Regions from separate parts of the Homo sapiens genome. Here region 1 is linked to region 2. A link is a loop called in an ENCODE intact Hi-C map of the cell type or tissue named here. Cell type or tissue: heart right ventricle. All regions are shown on one strand. Each heading gives the region's core, and the rest is flanking DNA. Links, peaks and the distances in the headings are about the cores only.

Region 1 (10,723 bases), core at 1,323-9,322, 54 kb after region 2:
AGGGAGAGGAGGGAGATAGGAACAGTTCTTCAGGCTTACTGTTGCTTATTTTTGAGTCATTAGGCCTGTGAAAAGTTTCTTTCTTTCCTTGGCGGCCAGTGGGGGTTGGACATGGCTGGGAGGCAGCGAGGTGGAGTGAGAACCACAAAGCGTGGAGATGAGGATGGAGGTTCAAGTCCTGACCTTACCAACAGCTTTGTGGAGTGGCCCAGCTGGTCCCCTCTGGGCCCCAGGCTCCTTATCTGCAGAATGGGAACACTATAACCCCACACACACCCACACACCTCCCAAGGTTGCTGGGAGGAGCCTTCCAGGGAGAAAAGGAGTCTGAGGTGAACTGAAGAAACCAATTATTTGCCCTATAGGAATATAGGCCCACTGAAGCCACATCTGTCTTAAAATAGAAGCCAGAAACCTAGATTTTCAGGTGAATGTTTAAGGTAAATGTTCTAGTGTTGGTGAATGATTTTAAACAAACAAACAAAACAAAAACTTTCCACCCCATCGGGCCAAATGAGACCTGTTTGTGGGCTACATCTGGCCACCAGCCATCCATATACTATCTCTGATTTAATGACAACCTATGTAAAGCAATTAATGGTGTGCTAGAGTCCTCCCACCTGTTTACTTATAATTTCTTTGATGGAGAGGCCAGGCCTACCCCGCTTGATAGCAGAGGTAAGGAGCACCCTCCTCCTCAAGGCTGGACTCCTTCAAGACTTCAGAGGAGAACATGGAGGAGCTGCTGCCCTCCATCCCTTACTGCAGGAAGGCAGGTGGGTATGCTGGGGCTGGTTTTGTCATAAAGTTAAGGGGACCTGGGCTCACCTCCTGCCCAGCCCCAAATTCTCTCCTAGGGTCTCAGCTTCCTCTTCGGTAAAATGGGGGTTTCTGAGAGGAGCAAATGAGAAAGAGAAGGCTTAGAGATAAAGGGTGAGAACACATGTCAAGTGTCCCCAGAGAAGTAGTGCTAGCCAGTGGAAAGAGCCTGTGAGCTGGCATTTCCCCCTTGGCTCTTGGCTGTGTGAGCCCAGGGAGGTTACCTAACCTCTCTGCACTTCAGTTTCATCCTCTGTACACAGGAGATAAGAATCTTTGGGACACAGAGGTGTTGTGAAGATTAAATGAGCTGATGACTGTCAAGTACCTGGGAGGAAGCCTGGCACAGAGCAAAAGACTAAAAAATGACAGGCATTATTACTATTGTTGTTGTTATCTTTAGTGAAAAGCATGCCAGAGAATTATGATTGGGTGATTACAATAATGTAACTCAACCAGGCAAACTTGTCGTTAACAGATGAGGCCACCTATAATTAGCACAATTATTACATATGCAAATGATGCTGCTTAAATACTGGAGAAGGGTGTTCTTTGAAGTGTGTTTAAATAACCCCTTCCCCTGGCTGTCCCCCCCTCCCCAAATCTCATTTACACTATTAATAACATTAGCAAACATTTTCTTCATAAAGCTAGATAGAATTCCACACTAGTGCATGTTGAAATCAAGAAGCCCCTGCCCAGCCCACCTGCAGTCATTCTAGAGCTCCTGGGCCAGCTGCAGGCCTCCCCACCCTCACTGGCTCCTCTTAAGTTGGGCACTAATGCCCCTCTCTGATACAAGGAGCTCTGGAGGGTTGGGTATGTATTCTTGGCATGGAGCAGGCCCTGTATCTGAGAACAGGATCTCAGTAGCATTAATAAGACCCGTGAGTTCCCTATTGGCAGGCATATCACAATGCCTACCTTACATCTGAGAAAACCCAGTCTTTGAGTTAAGGAACGGGCCCAAATTCACGCAACTAGCAAAAGCTGCAGTGGAACGGGACTCAAACTTGGATCAGACTCCTCCCTCTGGGGTCTGCTGTTCTCACTATGGCCTGAAACTGCAGTTCCCACAGACCTCTCTAACTGATGAGCCCACAGGGTGTTACTCCAAAACTGATCACAGGATGCCTCTTAGAACCAGGGGCATCAACAGACTGACCTGGGTTTTGAGTTGAAGAAACTGAGATTCAGAGAAGTACCATGAGTTGCCCAAGGTCCCAAGGGAAGAAAGGAGAACAAGGGCCTAGAACCCAGGGCCTCCTGCCCTGGGATCGCTGCTTTTGCATTCAGATCTTTCAAAACAATTCCATAATATTCTCCCCTATAATAGCTGGGTTGGTACTTTAACCATCCCCTGTATGCCCTGAGCCCAAAAAAGACCCAGGCAGACAACAGGTGCTTATGAAATGTTTGCTGAACTGGACTGTTTTCTTACAAAAAAAGACAACACTGAGCAGCTGGAACAATGAAGGCATGCAAAGGATGATGGGTGGTGGCTCAGGGACAAGGGAGAAGGCAGACAGCCCTGTGTGGGAGAAGGAGATGGAGGTGGGAGAGCCTGGCTACCCTCAGCTTGGGAAGGCTTCCTTCAAAGCATTTCCCTGCTGGATGCCTGCCCAAGAGAGAGGCAAGCAGCTGATTCTCGGCTTTGAGGGAAAAGGAAATACACAAGTGTTAACAGATACATTAGCTCCTCACCTGCCCCTGCAGTGGGGGCCCCCAACATTCCTTTTCTCACCATTTCTTTGGGCCAAGAAATTGAGGCTCAGAGAGATGAGGTCACAGAGTGGTGGAGAGGAGGGCCCAGTCTCTTTCTTGCTCCGCCAAACAGGCTCTCCTGTTGGGCCTTCCCATCACACCTCCTCACTCCTCTGATCCCTGGCTTTTTGAATCCTAAGGGAGCCTTGGCAATTATGGTGAAGACAGTTGCCCTCACCCTTGCCACACCCCCACTGCCATGCTAAGGCACGCTGGCGCCTCTATGTGTAGGCACTCTGCTAAGCCTCCCTCTTAAAACATATGTTAATCCTCACAAGTATCTTAGGAAATGGTTACACTTTTTGTCCCCATTTGACAGAGAGGGAAACTAAAACTCACTACAGAGCAAGTCACCTGCTAGAGGCCACAACGCTGGGAAGCAGCTTCACCGCGGGCAGTGCAGCTCAGGAGCCTGAACTGTTACATCAGTGTCTCTGCTTCAAGGTGGGGCTTGAGGGATCTCCAGATGGGGAATGGAGGTGAGGGGGTAACGAGTGTCCAGGCCAAGAGCAGGACACAAGGTATCACCCCTCAGAGTGCTTTATCCTGCTGGCACTCATTCAACTGTCCCCCTGCCTCCAGGCAAAGCTATACATAAGCCTGCAGTAAGTCCAGCACAATATTTTTGAGAGACCACCCCACATCCCTACTCCTCTCCACCTCCCATCCCCAGCCCACCAGCATTCCAGGGTGGGGAACTGAGCTCCTGGCAGTTGGCTGAGCTCAGCTGGCCTTGGCACCAGTTCCTGAAGTACAGTATGAGGGAGTAGGGTGGGGAAAGAGACCCTTCCCCTTGAAGATAAAGGGGAATACAGGGCTGAGCCCTCAGTCGCCAGCTTCTTCCTCCCTGTCCCAGACACCTTCTGTAGAAAAAACCCAACTCAGTTTCTCCCCTTTCCTTTTATACTCTCACAAAGCAGAATACTTCCAACACCAGATGTGGTGGGGGCGGGAGGGGTTGTCCCCACACACCAAGCAGGCGATTAGTTGGGCAGCAGACACCAGCCCAGATGTCTTCTAATTTTGTTCCATTTTGACATTATCTACCTGGAGATAGCATCAGATCCACAGGTTGAGGGCTCAGTCCCCAAGACTATCCCCCCATCCTTCAGATGCCAATTGCAAGCCCCGTGTTGGTTTACCAGTGCTTCCCACCGACTGGCTATCAACTGGGTTTCCCATAAACCCCTCTTTGGGTTTGATTAATTTGCTGCAACAGCTCACAGAACTCAGGGAAATATTTACTTCTGTTTGCCAGTTTATTATAAAGGGATACCAATGAAAAGATGCATAGGGAGAGGTATGTGGGCAGGGGCGTGGAGCTTCCATGCCCTCCCTAGGAACCCTCCAGGAACCTCCAAGCATTCAGCTATCTGAAAGCTCCCCAAGCTTTGTCCTTTTGGGTTTTTATAAAAGCTTCATTTCATAGGCATGATTGATTAAAGCACTAGCCATTGGCGACTAACTTAACCTTCAGCCTCTCTCCCTGCCCCAGGGGCTGTGGGGTGGGCTGAAAGTTCTAACCCTCTAATCCTGCCTTGGTCTTTTCTGTGACCCCTTTCTGAAGCCACCTAGGGGCTGCCAGCCATCAGTCAACTCATTAGCAAATAAGTAGACATCACTTTAAAGAATCTAAGGATTTCAGGAGTCGTGTGCCAAGAAACCAAATACTGTATATATTTCCCAGTGTCACACCTTTCCACACCTACCCTTACACACAGCCAAGGACTTGCTTCTAAAATCGCTGATCTATCTAGGTCCCATCTCTTCTTAAAATCCTTCCCAGCTACTTTCAGGATCAAGTCCATACCCTGCTGCCTTCCTGCTACCTTCCCCTCTATTCCTTGCACTCTCCAGGCCCAACACATAGCCGCCCCGTGCCCAGTGATACCCAACTACCTGGCATGCCCAAAAGCCCTTTCCCTCCCTCAAGGGAACCTTCACCTTCACCCTGTGGCCCAACCACCAACTCAGTGGAGCCTTCCTTGAGCGCTGGTAGAGTCCTCACTCCCTTCTCTGTTCACGCACAGACCCTCTAAGGTGAGGTCTGTTGACTCATCTGCATTGTCAGACAGCAGGAGCCCTTGAGGGCAGAGATTGGCGTGACTGTCCCCTACCCCCTGCCCACAGCAGAGCGTACACAGAGGAAGCACACAGGAAACAATGGCTGGAATTTGCTGCACTGGGTACCCCAGGGTCAAAGAGGCCAAATCTAAGGGTGACCCTGGGCAGTGGAGTCTCTTGGAGATAGACCTGACCATAAGCCCCCGAGCCAGGTCAGACCAGGGCCCGCCAATTGGCTCTCCCAACCTGGCTCGTTAGGGGAATATGGACACTGCCAGGCCCAATCTTTCCATGGACGCCTGACAATGGCTGTGTCGAGAATCACAGGAGATGAAGTCATCGCTCCCAGAAATAGGCTGATTAAGAAGACGTGACGACAACGCAAACAGCAAGGCTGGACACACACACACATACACACGCGCGCACACACACTCACTCACCATGTGTTTCTCCACCCTGGGAAGCCGGGCCAGGCCTGAGCTCCTCTGGGAAACAGAAATCGTGCCAGGAACCAAAGCCAGCACAAGAAGCCTGGAGGCGGCTGGTCTTTGGGAGTGGCTGGTGCCGGGGGTGCTCTCCTCAGAGACTGTCTTGCAAGGGTTCCCTGTCCTGACCCTCACTGAAGTCCCCGACCTGCCCCTGGCCCTCTCAGACCCTCATGGTTCACCCCCTCCTTGGCCTCACCCCTCAATCCCCAGGGTAAAATCCTACCCACCTTTTTGGGCCCCCTCCCATTCCTGTCCATCCTAGATTCTGGGGAGGTGGGAGTGTCTACTGGCTGAGACAGGGCTCAGAGGCCACAGACACTGGGCTAAAATCCTGGTTCTGTCCCGCTGCAGCTGTATGACATTGGGCTAGTCAATCCACCTCTTCTTTGAGTCTAGTTTCCCCATCTGTAAAATGTAGACAGCAATGTGTCCACATTATGGGGTACAATTAAATGTTTGTTTGTTCATTCACCAACTTTCTGTCAGGCCCGATTCTAGGTGCCAGAGACACATCAGGGTACAAGACATAAATGTTCTACTTGCATGTGGCGTACAGTCTAGAGTGTGGGAAAAGTACACGAAGTATGTAACAACATCAGGTGAACTCAACAGCTAGAGACAAATGCAGAGCCAGGTCCTGGCTAGAGGATGGGAGGGGGCTGTGTTTGACCGGGTGGTTGGATTCACACTTGAATGAAGTGGGGCAGCAAGCCACACAGGTATCTGAACAAAGAATGTTCCAGGAAGAGAAGAAGAGGGAACAAGGACAAAGATGTATGCTGGAGCACTCGTGGGGCAGGGAACGGGGAGGGGTGGGGGAAGTGCAACTGGAAAGGTAGTCAGGTGCTCCCCATTCAGGGTCCACAGGAAGGAACCTGAGTCATAACAAGTGAGTCCTGGGCAGAGAACTGACTGAAAGGGGAGCAAGTCTAGGGCTCGGTGCAGGGTCCAGTGGGGAGCCATGACGGCAGGGCACACAGCACACAGTGAGGGTGTGTCACCTCAAGCGCCAGCATGAGGGAATCCTCAGTAAACAATCCCCCATGTTGTCCCTGTCACTATCCTCGTTACCATCAACATCCTCATCATCCCCAACATGGGCCCAGGCTCTGCTGCTCCCAAGGCAGAAAGACTGTCAGGCAGACTCTCAGAGAAGCCCTGGGAGGTGGGCAGGGCTCTCTGCCCCATTTGACTGATGATGAAGTACCTTGATCAAGGTCCCCCAGCAGCAGTGGGCAGGGCCAAGGTGCCTTAAGCCAGTGCTCCACCCCGAGTGGGCTCACCAGCCTAAGTAGACAAATCTTCACCATGCACCCTCCTCTCCGCCCTACCCCCTGGGCCCAATCCTCAACCAGCTCTGTGTCTTCATCCACACAGGGCCTCTAGGGGAAAACACTGTACTCTAAATGAAACAACAGCTCCAAGTGTCTGCATTGCACAGATGTCAGTTCTTTCCCATCCAGTTCTTTGCTTACTGAGCAGGAGGTGCTGCAAGACCCATCAGGTGAAACCAGGGTGGGGAGAGTTCCTCCCAATCTTAGCTTACAATCCACTTCCTCCAGGGCTCCCCTGAGCCCAGACCACACTCCTCCCTGGACCTGGTTCCTGGCTGTCCCTTGTTCTGAGCAGCAGGGAGAACCTGAGGTAGAGACAGTTTCATCAGGGGTGGCAGGCACCTCTCCCACCTGACTGGGAGCTCCTCCAGGGAGGCAGGGACTGCAGCTGATTCCTGTCTCTGTCCCCAGGGCCAGGCACAGGTGAGCAAAAACAGAAATAACTCAATCCCGAGGATCCCTTGGGGGAGCCCTGTGTGCTCTCGAAGTCCTCAGCCAGCCAGCCTGCTTGTTGCCTCCCTCTCTGCTGGCTGAGGCAGCCCACGGCCTGAGTCTGTGTGGCACTGCTGGGAAAAGACCATGCCCTCTTCCTTCCAGAGCCACAGACTCCGTCCATGGAGGGCCACCCAGCACCATAGCTATGGGACTAAAGGCTGTGGGTGCTGGGAGAGAGGGCTCTGGGCCATGGCAGCTAGGCTCCCTCAGTCCTTCTGCAGGCCAAGGAAGCAGGAGCATGCTGGGTGGCCTGTTCCAGGCACAGGGACGTGGATAAGATCATTTCATTGGCCACAGAAAAAAGTCTGCAGAAAAAGTCCCCGACCAACAGTCCACCGTGGCTTTTGGTGGAGTAAGAGATTCTATGGTGGGAGTGGCATAGAAGTTTTGTTACTTTTTGCTTTATAGTGCCTGGAATTTGGTACTCTATACTTGCAATTTTTTTAACTTATCTTGTTTTGAAACATAGTCTCATTATATTGCCCAGGCTAGACTCAAACTCCTGGGCTCAAAGGATACTCCTGCCTCAGCCTCCCAGGTAGGCCTGCAGTCATAACTTCCCTTTTTCTGTTTCTTCCCCCTGTCTGTCACTCCCCCTATGATCCACACTTGAGTTTCTTCTTCAAACCCACTGGCTGTCTGTGTGGCTGTCTACTCTACCAGTCAGTGGGAGCCCTGGGTTTCAGTCCCCTCTCTGGCCCAAGGCCCTGCATACAGCAGGGGCTCAATGAAAGTTTCCTGGGCAAATCTCTGGGACAATCTGAAGGACCATTTCTGCAGGTGATCATTTAGAAGAAACTCAAATATGGATCATGGGGGGAGTGGCAGACGGGGAGAAACTGAGAAAAAGGGAGGAGTCATAACTGCAGGCCCCGAACAGGAAGACACCCAAACAGGCTTTGGCCAGAGCCGTTCAAACCCTCTGAACAATGCAGGACTCCTGCAGGGGAGGAACAGGAAGAGGAGAAGGGAAGAGCCCCTTTCCAAGGGTTTTTAGGTGTTCTTGCGAAAGCCCTCCTGGCCCAGCCCAGAACCTGAAGGAGCTGCAGGAGAGCAAATGCAAATGGCAGGGGAGGTCACATGCATGCATGGACAACGGAGAGATCGACAGCCCCCATTCCATAGCTTTCCTGGAGATGAGGATCGTGTGTCCTGGAGGTTTCTCTTAAATACTCATGACCCTTCTTCCTTGAGCTCCTGCCTGGCCAAAGCCTCATTTATGTGACGGTGTTGGGTAAACGCTGCTGACTGGAGGGATGGACACAGCTGGAGGCTCTCAGGGCAGCCTGGGTCAGGCCTGCAGCACATCTGCACGTCCAGGGCATGCAAGGATTCCATGACTGGGCGGGGCCCCATCAGTTCCGCCCCTCACTTCCCAGTTCCCAGCTGCCCTGAAAATGCTCAGGCAGATTCCCACCACCACCCCTCTGTCCAGGTGCCCCCTCCCCAGGAAGACCTTGCCTATTGCCCTCTGCCCATCTGGGTTTTATCCAACCTTTAAGATAAAGGTCTTTAACTAAAGAGTATGAGCTGTATTTGGTCAACATTCATGTTTTGTTTAGCCCACACAGTGTTGACATTTTTAAGTTTTGAATCAAATGCCAACATTTAAAGATGTGAAATTTTAAAATGTCACAAAAAAACCTCTAGATTTTTGGCTTCTCTTATAAATCCAAAGGCCTGCCACCAAATGCCCAGTGCCATGGTGCAGGGGCTGCTGCCCCCCTTAGCAGAACATGTACTCTCCAGATGGACACAGATGCCACTACAGTGGTGGACTGTCACAACAGGCAGGACATGGCAGGACCCACAACACATCAATCCTTCTCCCAGGATCCCACTCAGTGCCTGGCACACAGCAGGGACTTGCTTATTGTTTGTGGAATAAGGAATAAATACACAGCCCTTCACGGTGCCCAGGATTTCCTGAGTGCTATGCTGCTTCCCTGAGAGACTCCCACAGCAGGGACAGAACAATGCCCTTCCTTCCTGGGGTCCTGGTCCCACAGCTGGGCACACCTGCAGCAAGACACTGGGGTGAGCCTTCAGGCTGCATCCAGATCTCCCTATTGTTATTTGATCTTTACATCAGAAGCTGTGCCACCTAGAGCCCAACCAAAGTAAGAGCAGTGATCCTGGCACCTTCCTGCCTTCTAAAAAAGGTGGCCGGATTCCTCCCCAGCCCATGGACAGTGATCCCCAGGACTTCTGTTAAACTGAAAAGGAGAAATTTGGCAGCAATAACTCACAAAGCCAAGGTTTCCTCAATGCTCGCCTGCAGGAGGTCTGCCCCTCTTTGAAGCTGGTAACCAACTCTTCCCTTTTTCTTTCGAGTAAATGAAACCCCACAGGGTTTTCAAGGTCAGAGTGGCATTGGCAGGAAGGGTTCTCTTTGTTCTCCTGCCTCTGACTTACCCCAGACACAGACAATTGTCCCCAGCAACCAGGTCCTTGGTAGTGGAAGAGGAGGCCCCTGCTCCTGCTGGGTGGAGCCCTGAGGATGAGCCAGGTGCCTACTGCAGCCCCCAGGAGCCCTGCTTCCTGGGATACGGATTCTCTGTTGGCCTGGCTTCCCTGCCAGCCAGGGTGCTCTATCTCTTGCTTGCAGGGGTTGGAAAGAAACAGCTGTCAGCCTCCAGGGTGTGCTCACTGCCCAGGGAGCAGGGAGTGGGCAGTGGCTGGGGCTGGTTCTGCCCCTCCCTGGCTGACAGATGTGACCTGAGGCTACAGCCCTCCTCTTCCTAAGCTTCAGTTTCCTTGTTTGGAAAACAGGGAAATAAATACCTGATCTGAGACAATCAGACTCCTAAGGGGACTGGGAGGAGCTCTGTGAATCATAAAGTGCCATGCCGAAGTTAATTATTCCAGGGCCTGGCACAGCACCCGGCACGCAGTAGGTGCTCAATGTATCGTTCATGGTACAAACATTTACTGGGCACCTGTGCTGGGCCAGGCTGTATGCTAGGTGCCAGAGGCCCAGAGAGGAGGCCTGGGCCCGGTCCACAGGAGATCTGCCACTCAATGAGGCACACAGACAACTGCCACACCCTGAGAACTGCAAGGAAGTAAGGACCGAAATGCTACAGGACCCAGACACGGGGTGAGGGGCTCAGGTCTTACAAGAGCCCCACCTTTTGGCTGCTGGGCAACAGAGGCCAGAGTTGGAGCTGCCCAGCTGTAGGCTGCCTGGCATCCTACCCATTTTCCAATAGGGCCTAGTTGAAGAGAGTTGCCAGGCTTGGTGAACAATCTGGTTCACTGAAGGTGTCTATGTGCACCTGGACACATGCCTAGGACCTAACAATGAACCTTGTGGGCCATACACTCTCTTAGTGGCCCCCACACCTGCTTGGGGAGTAGACTACAGGGCCCCTGCCCTGAGAGGAGCTGCCACCCCATCCCAAACAGGTGGTGGCCACCAGAGGACTTGAGAGTCATGTTGCTGGTGGTTCACATTTTGGCTCTGCCTCTTACTAGCCCATGAGACCTTGGTCAAGCCACCAAACCTCTCTGCATCTGGTTTCCCCATCTCTAAAACAAGCACACCTCTCAGGTCACTGTAAGCACTAAGAGATGAAGCACCTGGCACAAAGGGATGCTTATCCTTGGGCCCTCCCTCCCCCAGTCTAATCTGGCACATACACGGGTCTGGGCCAAGCCTCTAACCAGCTCACCTTCTCTATCTCTGCCTCTCCTTAATGCTGGCTCCTGCCCTTCCCAATGATTTCTCACTCTCCCGATGCTCCAGGCCCTTTCCCA
Region 2 (10,723 bases), core at 2,062-10,061:
ACACCCCCCGCAGACACCAAGCCTTTTCCTCCTGCCCAATACTGTTCTCTAGATTCAGAAATAAAATAAAACCCTTGGGAGAGCAGCAGTCCCGGCCAGCCCTCGGCAGCACCAGGACCAAAGGATATGTACAACCATTAGGTGAGATAGTTACATTACAGTCAAACACCAAGAACATTTACAAAATCGGCAGACTTGCAATTAAGATAAAAATCTGTGAAGAGTCTGTACACTTTTACAGTTTTTGCACTAGGTAAATAAGGCTCTCGGCCTGAGAGCTCACCCACCCTGCAAGGGCAGCTGGCACCGGCCACAGCGGGTAGCCTCCGAGCCCGCCTGTCCAGGCCCCGGGAGCCTCCCTGTATTGCTAGGGGGGCTCTGTCCGAGGTCACTCTACGAGGCAGCGGTGGGAGGGGGCTGGGGAGAGAAGAGCAGGGCTCACTGGGCAATGGGAGGATGAGACTGGAGCCAGGCCCTGCCTGTGTGGCCACCCTGGTCTCAGGCACGAAGGCGCATGGGTGGGGACAAGACAGAAGAGTGAGACAGGAAGGGGTGGGGGCAGGGCCTCTGCTTCCACCTCCCATCTTCCTGTGGTCTGTGATCCCTGGTGGCCCAGCCCTTCCTCCACCAGCATCTGTCTCTAGCCTAACTGAATTGTAGGTTACATCTAAAAGCCCCTTCCCAGAGCAGCCACTGTCACCTGTCCCCGAGCTCAGGGTGGACGCAGTATGGCTCTGGGCCACCCCTCCAGCACATCCACCCTTCAGGTGGGGCCTCTGTGGCACATTCCAGCTGCAGGGGCAGAGGGGTGATTCCTGCAGCTCGCCCTGCCCTGGCTCTGCTGGCAAAGGCCCCACTCCCACCCTTCTTACCCAGGGCCTTTGCTCAGAATCTGCAGGGGCTGGGAACAGACAGGGGCCGAGAGAGACCCAAGCTCCTGCTCATCTGTCTTGAAAGTGGGGGAGGGGCAGATAAGCTACAGAACAGCCTAGAGCTGAGGAAAACCGGCCCCAGCTGTGGGGTGCGCCCCTCCCCTGTATGCAGCGCCTGGGTCCTTGGCCGGGGGCCGGGAAGGGTGAGGAGGAGGCCGGCCACACACACGGGGCAGGTGCAGGCTGCTGCTGTCTTGGAGAGGGAGCAAGTCTAACATCCTCCAGGGCCGCTATTTCCCATGCAGTGCGCACGCTCAACTTAAAAGGCCCCTGTGTTCCAGCAAGCGAGCAAGCGGGCTTTTGTTTCTAATGCATACTGTGAAAGGAAAAAAAATCACAGTTATCCACCTTCTCAGGGCCTGCAGGCGTTAGAATCTTTTTTTAAACCATCACTCAGAGGAAGGATCACCTTTTCTTTCAGGGTGAGCACCAGGTGGCACTCCCTACAGGACCACTGTGCCCTGGGTGTGCTGGGCCCCAGGAGAAGGCAGATACAGTGCTCAGAGCCATCTGGCCAGATCCGCCCAGATCTCTGGCTTCTGGGAGCCCTAGAGCATCAGCCTGGGCCTGTGTGGGAGGTGTGGGAAGCTGTGGGTCCTCCCCACAGGGACAAGAGCTCACAAGAAAAAGCCATGGCCCTCACTGGGTCTATCTGGCAATACAACTAAGGCAGGGAAGAAGGTAGCAGGTGGTGCTCTGGGGACAGGTTCAGAGGGGGTGGGTGGGTAGGAATCCTCAGTTCCTCACAGCCAGGAAGGTCCCAACAGGCTGCATGCAGTGGCAGGTGCTTCGGATGGAGACAGGCAGGGGACACTGACCTCCTGCTCTGTGTCCTCCTATCTTCCTGCCTGCCAACTGATCTGCCAAGTGCCAGGTCCCACATGACAGGGCCTGGCTGCCAGGGAGTCCCGGGCCCCCCAAGGAGGCGAGGGGAAGCCACAGGTGTAGGCCCCTAGCCCTTGAATCCCCCCTCCAGGAAGCCCCCTCCCTGGCACAGGTGTGGGGGGACACATGCACTCGGCCAGATCCAGGAGGACAAGGACACACCACATTCAGGAACCAACAGACATATTTTTGGCAGGCCCCCTGCCCCATCAGGCTGTCCCCACTCCCCAGCGTGCAGTCTCTTCTGCCCGCACCCCACAGGGAGCGGCTGGTGACCTCGCCTCACGCTGCTTCAGTCTCTGGTGGCTCCCTCTGCGGCCGCCTCCTGGACAGCGGCAGGGAGGGGAGGCTCGGCCTCCTGACACCCGCGCTGGGGCTGCAACCGTGGGTGCCTCCCCAGGCCGAGACCCTGCCCTTGGCCACCATAGTCCCCCTCTCCTTGGGTAGCTTCCTCCCTCCTCAGGCAGGTTAACAATTGCTGCTGTTTCTGAACTCGCCGTTCTCAGTAATCTGCAATTTGGTGGGGTTGGTGGGGGAGATGCCGTTACGGGCTTGCATGCTGTACCTCTCTTTCAGCTGGGTCAGGGCACTCATGAGGCGGGCATTGGCGGCATCCAACGAGGCAATGCGCTTCTCCTGTGGACAATGGGGATGTGAGCGGGGGTCATGGGACAGGCTCCTTAGGGCTGTGTATACCTACGACAAGCATCGGGGAAGGGGGTGGCCTGGAGATGAGGGTGGCAGGCAGGCTCCGGGCTGTGAGCAGCTGGCAAGAGAAGGTAGGCAGAGGCCTCTGCAGCATCATGGACACAGCCTCGCTGCCTGCTTATCAGCCCAAATGCAGCAGCTCTAGTGCTGTCTATGGGCTGCCTGCGGCCCCTAGGGCAGGCACCCTTGCTCACATGTGTGTGCATGACACACCAGAGGTCACAGCTCCTGGTCTGTGCAGTTTACAGCCTGAGCAAGGCCCAGCCTACTCCTGGGTGAGTGAAAGGAAAGCGGTGCAGCCCTGAGTAAAGGAGGCTGGGGCCACAGAGCCTTTCACGTCTCCCCTCAATGCAGCCCGGATGCCATAGTTGTGAACGAGAGCCCCACTGCTCCCTCTGACCAGCCTGCCTTCACTCCTACCCCCACTGCCCTCCTGGTGGCTTCCACTCTTTGGTCAGCAGTCCTGGTGAAAGACAATGCCCGCCAAGAGCCCTGGCAGGGGAGGAGCTGCCTCTCTCCTTTCACAGCCTGTCCTAGTGAGCTTGTGGCCCACTAAGACCACAGGTCTGACTTCTCAGGGCAGATTCTGGTTTCTTATTCCCCTCAGTGTCTGCAGTGAGGTATGACTGAGGATGGAGAGGCTAGTCACCCCTCCTAATCCCAGGCCCTTTAACTCTTGTGGCTGACCAAAGGGCCGGAGCCCCCACCTGGGCATCAATGATCTTCTGTTTGGAGTCCACAGCCGCTTGCATCTCTGCGTGGTCCTTCTTCAGTTCTTCCTCCACGGACATCAACCTATAGCCAGAGACAGAGACAGTCAGACTGGCCCTGGAGGCAGCAGAGGTGGGGAGGGTGTGAGAACAAGCCCATCACCCCCGCACACAGCAGGGACACACTAGGAGAGCCCCTCCTTGGGTCAGAGACTTGCCTCCCATACTTGCCTGGGGCAGAGGCCCTCCAGCCGACTCCCAGCAACTGACACTGCTGGGCCTCCTTCCTCACCTCCACATCCCACACTCGCTGCTCCTAAAGCCCCAGAGGCCCCCGGGCTGCCCCTTTCCCGATGTTCTTCCAGGAGCCAAGATGGGTGGAAATGGGCATTAGATCTTCAAACCCCTAGAGCTAGGCAGGTGGTGGAAAGACGAAGGCCCTGAAAGGCTCTAGAACTTTTTCCACCCTGCCCCCGCCATCTTCACAAAGTTGTACGCGAGGTGCCAAGATGAATGAACTCTAGTCCTTTCCCTCAAGGAGTTCACAAGGCAGGAGGCACGAGTAACTAACTACACCCTGCACGGAGCAGCTGCGCTAGTGGAAAGCTCAGGTCCCTGGAACAAAGAGCAGGAAGCAGTGACGTTCCCTGGAGGGTGGGCTGGGAGGTCGCACATCAGTAGGAGACATCTGAAGGACAGGTGTGCAGGCAGAACAATGAGCAGTAGCTGGGGGACATACCACCCGCGGAAGCTCAGTGGGCAGGAGGCCGGCTCCGTCCTGCTGCTCCCTGCCTGGGAGCCCTCCTGGCCCCACCTGGCTGGTTCCTGAGACACTCTCACTGCTGGGCACTCCCACCTTCCCACTCTCCTTTGGCTTTGAGACCCCACACTCTCTGGGTCTGCCTGTCTCCTAGATGCCTTGTCCTGTCTGCCTCTGGACATGGGGGTCCACAGGGCTTTGGCCTCAGCCTCCCTTCTCCTTGCTCCACACACTCTTAGATGAGCCCTCCACTCCCAAGGCTTCTCTCCATCCCTGCCCTCTTGATTCCTCCAGCCTAGAGCAGCCACCGCACACTGGGCAAGCACTTAGCCCACTCACAGAAGACACACAGGGAGCCACTGTGCCGGGGCCGGTTCTGCACGGGACTGTAATGGGGGCAGCAGGGCAGCAGTTCAGGGAGCACTAACTGGGAGGAGCGGTGGTGGCGGGGGGGACCCTCCGGGGCAGGTTCCCCAGTACAGGAAGGTATCACTCTGAGGAAAGCTTGTGCTGGGGGTGGGGTGGCAGGAGGGTATTTGTTTTATTAAGGAAAATTAGATTGGAAGGAGATTGTATTTACTCTCTTGTCTTAAAAACAAATAGGGCCGGGCACATTGGCTCACGCCTATAATCTCAGCACTTTGGGAGGCCAGGGAGGGAGGATCACTTGAGACTAGGAGTTCAAGACCAGCCTGGGTAACATGGCGAGACCCCATCTCTTTATTAAAAACCAACCAAACAAACAAACCAGAAAAATGGACACAATACAGGCAATGCAGTACAATAATTTCTAGGAGAACAGAAACCAACAAGGAGAGCCCAGTGAACGGCCTGGAAGCAGAGGGAAGGCGGAGTCAGCAGCCTCACTGAGTTGAGGAGACAGGCAGGTCAGGAAGGTCAAGAGGTGTGGGATTTGCAGGGCAGAAGCCAGAGAGGAGCAAGAGGCAGAGAGAAACTCCACATAGCTCCCGAGTGGGGGTTCCCCTTGTGTCTCTGACTGAATAATATCCGCATGCAGATGAGAAAATTACCAGGCTAGGCAAGAACCGTCAGAAAGGAGAACACGAAACAATCGCAGAAGCAGTTCATGTTGTACCAGTGAGAGTGCAGTGACGCACCAACACTGGGAATCACAGAGGACCCGGGGAAGGAAACCCCCTCAGAGCAGGGCCACGTTAGGCCAAGACTAAAGGCTCTGCAGGACGCAGCCTAACAAAACTTAAAAGGAAACCCTGAGAGGATTGAACAGATTCCAAGTAACCTCACTGTCTCCCAGAATAAAGCCCCCAGAAAGGATTTAAAGGAACACAAAAACATTCAGCACCTCACTGTGAGATTCACAATGCCTGGCATCCAACCAAAAATTACCAAGTATACAGAGAGAAGTAGGAAAACTCATAAGCAGGCGGAAAATAAATCAGTAAAAACAGACTCAGATGTCACAGATGATAGAATTAGACAAGGACATGAAAACAACAAGGTATTATAAATATATTCTACATGTTTCAGAAAACAGAAGTAAAAGCACAATGAGAATTAAAACTGATGGAATTTAAAGCAAAATGAAATTCTAAGAGGTGAAAAATATAATTATCTGCTGTGAAAAAATACTGGATCAGATTAATAGCAGGTTACACACAGAAGAAGAAATAATTAGCAAACTTGAAGACATAGTCATAGAAACTATCAAAGAGAAGAAACAGAAAAAAAATGAAGAAAGAAGATAACAGAGCATCAGTGAGATACGGGACAAAATGAGTCAGCCTAATGCACGTGTGCTAGGAATCCCAGAGAAAGAAATGGGGGGAGGTGGGACTGCAGACATACAAATCCAAGACCCAAGAAATTAGAAGAAAACCACACCAATGAACATCACAATCCAACTACTGACAACCAGTGATTTAAAAAAAAAGTATCTTATAAATAGCCAGGGAAAACAGATACATAAAGTACAGAGGAACAAAGACAATGACAGACTCCCTGTCATTACAGCCTCAGGGTGAGGGCCAAATCTGGACCATTGCCTGTTTTTGTAAATAGCCATCTCACACAAATAGTTCTGCTGTAACAGCAGAGCTGAACAGTTGCAATAGAGACCATATGGCCTACAAAGCCTAAAATACTTTTGATCTGCTCCTTTGTAGAAAGTTTGCCAATCCCTGCCCTAGAGCAACAAAGAGATAAAGCTAATAAGTCAATAGGAGAGAAAATGGAATCATAAAAAAATACTCAGTCCAAAAGAAGGCAGGAAAAAAAGAACAGATGGTACAAATAGGAAACAAGGCAACAGATTTAAATATATCAATAATTACATTAAATGTAAATGGTCAAAACACTCCAATAAAAAGGCAGAACCATTTAGACGAAAGCAAGACCCAATAGTATGGTGCCCGTAAAATAAACCCACTTCATATATATAGATGGGTGCTATGCTCTGAATGTTTGTGTCACCTTCTAAATTCATATGTTGACACCTAACCCCCAAGGTGATTGATTATCTTAATAGGTAGGGGTTTTGAGAGGTGATTACATCCTATGGGCTTTGCCTTCAAAAATGGAATTAGTGCTTTTATATTATACAAGAAGCCCAAGGGAGCTTGCTCACACCCCCTACAATGTGAGAACACAGCAACGGTGCACTATAATATGAAGCAGAGAGTCACTATACCCTGAATCTGCTGGCATTTTGATGTTAGACTTCAGAACTGAGGGCAATACATATTCTGTTGTTTATAAATTACCCAGTCTAAGGTACCTTGTTATAGCAGCCTGAATGGACCAAGACAATGAGTTAAAAGCAGGAGGATAAAAAAAGCTATACCATACCAACACGAATCAAAAGGAAGTTGGGGTGGCTACATTAATAGCAGACAAGGCAGATTTCAGAGCAAAGAATATTTCAAGGGATAAAGAAAGTGATTTTATAATGACAAAGAGGTTAATTCAACAATAGTACATAAACAGCCTAAATGTATATGCACCTAAGAATAGTTTCAGTGTACATAAAGCAAAAACCAGTTGGAATTAATTCAACAATAGTACATAAACAGCCTAAATGTATATGCACCTAAGAATAGTTTCAGTGTACATAAAGCAAAAACCAGTTGGAATGAAGGGAGAAATAGAAAAGCCAGTAAGGATATGGAATACTTGAACACTATCTACCTAACTGACATTTACATTAAGGAGGAAATATTCCAGGATTGGTTAGTAGAAACGAACGTGTTAAGCAAGTCTCTGAATTCAGAACATGCAAATATCAGAGAATACACACAATGTAGAGAAGGCAGTTAAATTGAAAAGCATTTCCATTCTTGGAAACACACACAAGGTGAGCCAAGAGCAGAGCTGGAGAACAAGTGAACAGCAGGTTTCTAGCCACCCTGGTTTCACTCATGTTAACTATTTCATAATGAACCAAACTACAAGTAAATGGAGCAAACAACAGTCAGGAACAGAGAAACAGGTGGTCTAAATAGGAGGAATCTGGGAAGGGCTTATGTCATAGACAAAACATGGAGCAGAGGCCTTCCTGGCTCTTGCACACCTGCTTGGTCTGTCCAGCTGATGGGGTCTTAGACCAGGCCAATTCAAACAAGACACACTGTCTCTCCTCCCGTGCCTGGTATTACTGAGAAGGAAGTAAACTCCACGACTGGGACCCTGGGGTTGATTGTACTCCCTGCCTGACACCAAGGTAGGGATGCCCTACCCATAGGCAGAGCCAGAGACAGAGATGGAGGCACCAACATGGGGCCTGACATAAGCCTTCAAAAAGATGAGAGTCAGCATTAAAACCCGCTGTTCCTCTGAAGCCCTTTCCCAGATAACCCAGGCCCCTTAAAACTCAGGATATCAGACTGGCACCATCCCCCTCTCCCTCCCCACTCAAACCACTCCTCTTAACAGTTCCCAGCTCAGTAACTGGTACCCTGATACGCCCACACCCAGACACTCTTGGTAGGAATCTGGGGGCTACGCTGTGTCTTCCACCTTCATCTACTATACGTAACTGAGACTCATTCCCACTTTTCTTACCCTGTATTGGGGTCCTCCCTGTCTTTCCTGGCACCCCCCAATCCAGCTTCTCAGCGCCCCTGAGAGTGCTTACTAAGATGGTATGGCTCCTTGTAGAGGCTCAGGCCCGTCGGGAGCCAGCTGTCATTGGTCCAGCCTCATCCCCAGCTTTGTATTCTGCATGGGCTGCCCACCCTCCAGGCCACCTCCTGCCTCCAGGCCTGTGCTCACGCTGCTCCCACTGCCCAGACACTCTCTTCCCTCCTCTCTCCACATTCAGCTTATCCTTTGAGGAGGCTCCCCGACCAGGGGCCTCCTCGAAGGCAGCGATGGCTGCCCTGCCTGTGCCTGTGGCCAGGCCAGGCAGGTGTGGGCCCCACCTGCTGATGATGCCCTTCATCTGGATGTCCTTGTCCTCCTGCTGCCGCCGCAGCCGCTCCTCGCCCTCCTCCAGCCGTGCCTGGTACTCCAGCACCAGCTTCTGCGTCGTCTCCTCCTGGCACTTGAACAGGGTCTCATACTCCTCCAGCTTCTTGGTGGAGATTCGCAGCTTGTCCTGCAGCACCGCCAGGTCCTACCAGGAGGGCAGCGTCCACGGGCACAGCACCCAGGACACAGAGAGCACAGCTTCGTCAGCCCGAGTGGGAGGAAGGGTAGGAGGGAGCCCCACTTGAAAGGCCCCAGTGGCTGTGACCCGCCCACTTCACATAGCAAGGAGATGCCCAAGGAGCCCAGCTGGTGGGGGCTGCAGCCAGACGCGTGCCTGTGCCCCACCGTGGGGCCTCCACTCCAAACTCCCAGCCTGACCTGTATGGCTACAGCGGGGATGAAGACTTAGACCCAAGTCCCAGGACTGAGGGTGTAACTAGGGCTTTGAACTTTTATATGACAAAGGTTAAAAAACCCTTGGATACATGAAGGACATGTGACAGCACCCTGAGAGGTGGGAGCTCTGCAGGAGGGGAAACTGAGGCCCAGACAAGGTGACCATGTCACATGAAGAGCGACTGACTAGCAGGGTAAGATCCCAGCTTCCCAGCCTCTGTTTGAATCTAAAGCCAGGGGGTGGCAGTGGCATGAGGAAATGGAGAGAGAGAGAACTGAAAGGCAGGTGGTCCAGGCTCTGGATCTGCCTCAGTCCAGCACAGACCCCAACCATCAGGGAGGAGCAGGGATGTGGACGAGGCTGGGAAGCGGCGTGGCTGCAGAGAGGAGTCAGGTGCTCTGCGCTGAGCGAGGAAAGGCCAACGCCGGGATCGAGAGGGGCCAGACGCCATGAGGACACAGGGATGCAAAAAGCCTGGAGTGAGGCCAGTCCTCCTCACTCCCCAGCCAAACTCTGGCTCTGGGAGCACTGTGTTCCCTGTCCCCCGGTCCCCTTCATGTAACTATGGTGAAAGCAGGTGGATGTAGCGGACCGGGGATGGTGGCGGTGGCAGGATGCAGCATGGAGACGGGCCTCGCCTGAGGCCGGGGAGAAGGAGTTCTGCCATTCTGACCCCAATACCCTTGCTCGAGAGGTTGCCACAGGCTTTCCTGGGGCCCAGCGGGGCGAGAGCATCCAGAGGGGAGTGGAGAAGCGCCTGCCGTTCTGGGGCCTGCGCTGGTTCCTCCGTCTACATGGACTGCAGCTGGCAGTAGGAGACAAAAACTACCCCCAGATCCAGAGCAGCTGCCACAGCTGGAAGGCTTGGGAGACCAACGAAGCATCCCCTTGCCCCAGCAGATGGCAGAGTGTGTGGCAGAGTGAGAGTTTCATTTTTAGAGTAGATTCTTTTCCCGGGGGTGGGGAAGAAAACATCTCAATGGCAGCCTGACCCCACCCCCCAAGCTGGTAACTGCTGTTTCTTTCCCAGGCCCTGGTGGAGACCAGAGGGGTGAAGAGCCAGGCCGTGGGCAGGCACAAGCCTTGGGGGCCAGGCTGGGGTGGCTCTCCCAGCCATCCTGGGGACCCATGCCTCTGCCTCCTCAGGTACCAAGTTCCCTCAGGGGGGCTTCTATATGTCACTTGGGCACCCTCAGCCCTCAACCCCCAGGTCCTCAGGAAGCTCAACTGCCTCAGTTGCCTGGGCTAAGGAGCCTTCCCAGAGGTCCCAGGAGTCTGTATCCAAGACAATTCCCTGGTGATTCCAATCTGCAGATGGGAAGCCTCAGGTCTAAGCTGCTAATCCATCCCTCTTGTTGCTTTTCTTCCAGACCCCACTGACTGCTATTCTCACAGGGAACAGGGGCTCAGAGGTGACGGGCCCTTCACAAGGACAGCAGCACCCGTTGCTGGGGGACCTGGGGGAGAGACTCCTACCAGCTGCTGCCGGGAGGCAGCCCCGCCCTGTCCCGAGCCGCCAGGGTCCAGTTTTACCTTTTCTGCTTGGCTGAGCTCGTCCTTACTCCTTAGCCTATCCCTGTGGGGGGGGTCTGGGCCCAGGCCCTCGTCTTCTAACAACTGCGCGTTCATGGTCAAGAGCCAAGCGGCTGTGCGGTCCAGGGCATTGGGGCTCACAGGTGAAGGGCCCTACAATGAAACACAGCTGTGAGGGGCTGCAGGGAGGTGGAGGGCAAGCAGGAGGGGCGGGAGTGGCCCAGGTGAGCCACAAGGACAAGCAACTCTGGGACACGGTGGGAAGAGGGGACCTCCAGCTGACTGAGCGCCTACCGAGGCAGTCCCCACCCGGGAACTGTCTCTCAGACGGCAGCCAAAGGCAGAGCTGACA

Evidence for each region. Peaks named below come from ENCODE experiments on the same cell type or tissue, not always from the same donor. Only the 100,000 strongest peaks of a DNase experiment are listed, where the experiment ranks them.
Region 1: a loop joins it to region 2, with 11 times the contacts of the local background. A loop is called at or near these places in 6 of 110 quality-filtered maps.

Annotation. Positions count from the first base shown.
Region 1 is chr9:121,719,511-121,730,233 of GRCh38, reverse strand. The region is part of intron 3 of DAB2IP (DAB2 interacting protein); the gene reads right to left. Among named protein-coding and RNA genes, the nearest start is that of DAB2IP, 73 kb to the right of the region's middle. RefSeq lists an enhancer at 9,514-10,041. In heart right ventricle, for the core only: no CTCF peak of the experiment used is centred there; DNase peaks (open chromatin) are centred at 5,063 and 8,274; H3K27ac peaks cover 8,000 bases.
Region 2 is chr9:121,774,061-121,784,783 of GRCh38, reverse strand. DAB2IP (DAB2 interacting protein) reads right to left here. Exons shown (of 16, transcript NM_001395010.1): 13 at 10,372-10,524; 14 at 8,393-8,586; 15 at 3,233-3,320; 16 at 1-2,453. The coding sequence ends at 2,286. Among named protein-coding and RNA genes, the nearest start is that of DAB2IP, 130 kb to the right of the region's middle. RefSeq lists an enhancer at 2,200-3,189. In heart right ventricle, for the core only: no CTCF peak of the experiment used is centred there; a DNase peak (open chromatin) is centred at 5,110; H3K27ac peaks cover 3,275 bases.